2 separate regions of the Homo sapiens genome follow, and region 1 is linked to region 2. A link is an interaction called in ENCODE POLR2A ChIA-PET data of the cell type or tissue named here. Cell type or tissue: GM12878. All regions are shown on one strand.

Region 1 (2,500 bases), 600 kb before region 2:
CCGCACTCCAGCCTGGGCGACAGAGCGAGACTCCATCTCCAAAAAAATAAATATAAATAAATAAATAAATAAGCAAATAGTCCTGGCTTTGCATGTTCCAATATGCATGAATTTCAGTTACTGTGGTTTAGCTAAACAACACCAGTCACCCAATACCACAATTCAAGTACAATGGTATATTAAATATGAGTAATTACATAAAATACATTCTTTAGCCTACAAATCACTATGTAAATAACAGATACACAACATGTTCAGCAACCAATCACGCACTTCTTTCCCAGACTTTAGGTGACTGGTCACTGCATCAGTTACTCAGTTCACAGACAGTAAAGCATGTACTTGTATTGCCTCTTTATCTTTCAGTGATAAAGCACACGTGGCATAACTGGATAAATGAAAGAGGGAATTGAGCAACAAAAATGAAAATGCTGATAATGCTGGAAGTGAAATTCAAATTGAGTGTCAGTGGAGTTATAGGAGAAATAGATGACTGTGGGAATATTGACACTGCTGCCACTGGAGAGACTCTAGACATACAGCCAGAGGAACTGCAGGAAGATGAACTTACCAACATGAACAAGAAATGGAGCTGTGACAAAAAGGTTGAAGATGTCCCAGAAGAAGTGATGCCAGCAAAAACTTTCACATTAAAGGAGTTCTTGGAGGTATTTCATAACATTGAAAGCACAAAGGATAAAATATCAGAAGTAGATAAAAACTTAGAAAGAAATATGGCAATTTGCCAAGGCATAGAAAAGATATTTCATACGACAAGAAGGTGGCAAATAGTGCTCAAACTACTCTTGGCAATTTTTTTTTTTTTTTTTTTTTTTTTTTTTTTTTTGAGACAGAGTCTTGCTCTGTCGCCCAGGCTGGAGTGTAGTGGCAGGATCTCGGCTCACTGCAAGCTCCTCCTCCCGGGTTCATGCCATTCTCCTGCCTCAGCCTCCGGAGTAGCTGGGACTACAGGCGCCCGCCACCATGCCCGGCTAATTTTTTTGTATTTTTAGTAGAGACGGAGTTTCACCGTGTTAGCCAGGATGGTCTCAATCTCCTGACCTCATGATCCACCCGCCTCGGCCTCTCAAAGTGCTGGGATTACAGGCGTGAGCCACTGCGCCCAGCCTACTCTTGGCAATTTTTTTACAAGGAAATAAAAGAATTTAATTCTCAAGGTTTCTAATTTTTTATTAGAATTTTTTTTCTTTGTTTTTGAGACAGTCTCACTGTGTCGCCCAGGCTAGAGTGCAGTGGCACAATCTCAGATCACTGCAACGTCCACCTCCCAGGTTCAAGAAATTTGCCTGCCTCAGCCTCCTAATTAGCTGTGATTACAGGCGTGCGTCACCATGCTTGGCTAATTTTTTTTGTATTTTTAGTAGAGATGAGGTTTCACCACGTTGGCCAGGCTGGTCTCGAACTCCTGACTTCAAGTGCCTACCTCGGCCTCCCAAAGTGCTGGGATTACAGGTGTGAACCATCGCACCTGGCTGTAAATAAATATCAACTTCAGTATATATTTTTTCATTTCACTATACATTTATAACTGACAGGGTTTTTGATGGTTGATAATTTTTAAAGGTCATAAAACAATTCTAATTTTTCCCATTGATTAAGGTCATTGTGTATGACTTCAGCTTGCACATTTTCACAGTCTTGCATTACTGTGCACAGCGAGGACTGTCTGTACTGCAATCTCAGTCCCCAATCTGGAATTCATATTTAGTTCAGTAGTTAACTTCTTCCTTGCTTGCCACTGTGTGAAATGTTGATTATACATTGATTATACATTGTAAAATGTTGATTATACATTGGCCGGTGTGGTGGCTCATGCCTGTAATCCCAGCACTTTGGGAGGCCGAGGCAGGTGGATCACGAGGTCAGGAGATCCAGACCATCCTGGCTAACATGGTGAAACCCTGTCTGTACTAAAAAAAAAATACAAAAAATTAGCCGGGCATGGTGGCGGGCCCCTGTAGTCCCAGCTACTCGGGAGGCTGAGGCAGGAGAATGGCGTGAAGCCAGGAGGCGGAGCTTGCAGTGAGCCGAGATCGCGCCACTGCCTTCCAGCCTGGGGGTGACAGAGAGAGACTCAGTCTCAAAAAAAAAAAAAAAAAAAAAAAAAAAAAAAAAAGAAACCCCGTCTCTACTGAAAATACAAAAATTAGCAGGGCACAGTGGCAGATGCCTGTAATCCCAGCTACTCAGGAGGCTGAGGCAGGAGGATCGCTTGAACCTAGGAGGCTGAGGTTGCAGTGAGCCCATATTGCGCCATTGCACTCCAGCCTGGGCAACAAGAGCGAAACTCCGTCTCAAAATAAATAAATAAATAAATAAATAAATAAAAACAACCAAAAAAACCCCTATTTTTCTCTAGAGGTAAAGAACGGGGGCTTCAGACTCAGATTAAACTGGGTTTGAATACTGGTTCCGCCACTTACTGATATGTTCAACTGGGCAACTTCTTGCTTAACCTTTAAGTCTCAATTTCCTCACG
Region 2 (2,500 bases):
TGGTGTTGGTGTCCTTCAGGGATCTGTCTTCGGTCCCCCTCCATGTCACTCTACCCTCTCCCTGGGCAGACCCCTGGCTCCACTCTTGCCCCTTCCGCCCATTTTCCATGGTGCAGCTAGAGTGCTCTGACTGAGCTGCAAATGAGACCATGCACACCCGTTTATAAACCCACCTATTGTTCTCAGGGTAAATTCCAGACAGACTCTTTAACACCAGAACATAAGGCTGGACGAGATTCAGGTCCAAGTAGTTTGTTTGGGAGGCGACCCAGGAAGAGGAGTGGGGAAGTGAGACAGGAAAGGGAAGGCAGTCAACACAGGAAGCATTAAAGAGTAGGTCAGGAGGCCGGACGCAGTGGCTCACACCTCTAATCCCAGCCCTTTGGGAGGCTGAGGCGGGCGGATCACCTGAGGTCGGCAGTTCTAGACCAGCTAGGGCAACATAGTGAAACTCCAACTCTACTAAAAATACAAAAATTAGCCGGGAGTGGTGGCACGCGCCTGTAGTCTTAGCTACTAGCGAGGCTGAGGCAGGAGAATCGCTTGAACCCGGGAGGCGGAGGTTGCAGTGAGCCGAGATCGTGCCACTGCACTCCAGCCTGGGCGACAGAGCAAGACACTGGAAATAAATAAAACTAATTAATTAATTAAAGAGCAGGTCACGGCTGTGGGCATCTGGGCTCAGACCCCCTCAGGCCCTCTGGAGACTGCCTAGACTTGTCTCAGAGTTGTCCCACCTGGGGGAGGAACGGGTATTTAACCAGCAGTCCCTCAGCCTTGGAGCCTCTATTCTCTGAGAGTCACATTCTCATTCTCTCTCTCCCTCTCTCTCTCTCTCTTCCCACCCCCCTTCTCTCTCTCTCTCTCTCCCGCCATCTTCCTTTCTTTCCTCCCTCCCTTCTCCCCCAACGGAGGTTGGCCCTTGACGCCCTGTGTGATTATGGCCCCGCCCACAGCCATAGCTGATTGGACCAGGGATAAAGAATTAGGCCAATCAGATTCATTCCCCTTGAGTTCTGGAACTGGGCAGGGGATCTGGGCTTGCATTTGAACTGTGGAACCTAACTTGGAGAGCATTGCTGAACCACGTGCCCTGGGAGAAACAGAGGAAGCCAGTGTTTAGAGAGACTCGCAATGGGCACACAGAGACAAACAGAGGCGGGCTTCAGACAAACTGAAAGAGCAACCTCAGCACAGGACAGTTTGGTTTCTGATTCTATTAATAGGTTCTCATGAGGTTGGGCACATTTCCTGCACTTGCAGTCTGTGAGATAAGTGTTTCCTCAAAAAAAAAAACTCCCTTTTCTGCTGAAGAATGTCACTTGATTTTCTGTAAATTGTAAACACACCCACACACTCACAAGACTAAGAAATCCACCGTTCAATCCCCAATTTTTTTTTTTTTGGTAACTTTATATTCCTTCCATCACGAGGTCAGAACATTTCATTGCTGCTGTGAGACTCTCCAGAGTTCTCATTAAAGAGTTCAAGACAATGGCTGTTCCGTTAGCCTCGATCTCTGAGTGATTACAGAGAGCTGAGCCATCTGGGAGACCCATGATGGACATATAGTGTGAGTGAGAATTAATTCATCACTGCTATAAGCCATGAGACACTGAGAGTGCTTTGTTATTGCAGCATAACCTGTCCTATCCTGATAGAATCATAAGAAGTGCTGAGAGACAATTTGCTGGAACTGATATTTACAGGGAGAAGAGAGCCAGAGAAAGATAAGACAAAGATTGGATGCAGTGGCTTATGCCTGTAACCCCAGCACTTTGGAAGGCTGAGTCAGGAGGATCACTTGAAGCCAGGAGTTCGAGACCAGCCTGGGCAGCATAGCAAGACCCTATCTCTACAAAATTAAAAAAAAAATTAACGAGGCTTGGTGGCATGTGCCTGTGGTCCCAGCTACTCAGGAGGCTGTGGTAGGGGGATCACTGGAGCCCAGAAGTTTGAAGCTGCAGTGAGCCATGATTGCGCCACTGCACTCCAGCCTGGACGACAGAGCAAGACCCAGTCTCTAAAATAAATTAATTAAATTAATTTTTTAAAAAGAAAGATAAGATAAAGAGTCATAGAAGTACAAATGAGAAACCAGGAGAACATGGGACCCAGGAAAGTCATGGAAACCAAGGGAAAATACTGGTCCAAGATGCAGAAAGTAGCCAGTGATGTTGAATGCATCCAAGAGATCAAGTAACATAAGGAATAAAATATATCCACCCAGTCTGGCAACTGAGAAGTCTTTGGTAACCTCTTTGAGAACAGAATCCATGGAGTGGAGGAGGTAGCAGTGATGAAATAGCGGACAAGGGCTGAAGGAGTGGAGAGGGGAGAGCATGAGGGACCAGTGCAAGAGTGCAGCAGAAAGACAACAAACAGGCCGGGTGTAGTGGCTCACGCCTGTAATCCCAACACTTTGGTAGGCTAAGGCGGGCAGATCGCTTGTGACCAGGAGTTCGAGACCAACCTAGCCAACATGGTGAAACCCCATCTC

The links. ChIA-PET counts read pairs that join two places held together with the same protein. Peaks named below come from ENCODE experiments on the same cell type or tissue, not always from the same donor. Only the 100,000 strongest peaks of a DNase experiment are listed, where the experiment ranks them.
Region 1: POLR2A ChIA-PET joins it to region 2 with 9 read pairs; 2 of 35 experiments call an interaction of 5 or more read pairs at or near these places.

What each region holds. Positions count from the first base shown.
Region 1 is chr12:120,525,886-120,528,385 of GRCh38, forward strand. The region is part of intron 1 of COQ5 (coenzyme Q5, methyltransferase); the gene reads right to left. Among named protein-coding and RNA genes, the nearest start is that of COQ5, 2.0 kb to the right of the region's middle. RefSeq lists an enhancer at 2,263-2,500. In GM12878, no CTCF peak of the experiment used is centred here; no DNase peak of the experiment used is centred here; H3K4me3 peaks cover 136 bases; H3K27ac peaks cover 87 bases.
Region 2 is chr12:121,128,137-121,130,636 of GRCh38, forward strand. The region is part of intron 2 of LOC105370032 (a long non-coding RNA gene); the gene reads right to left. Among named protein-coding and RNA genes, the nearest start is that of P2RX7, 3.5 kb to the right of the region's middle. RefSeq lists an enhancer at 850-1,144. In GM12878, no CTCF peak of the experiment used is centred here; a DNase peak (open chromatin) is centred at 1,115; H3K4me3 peaks cover 493 bases; H3K27ac peaks cover 1,821 bases.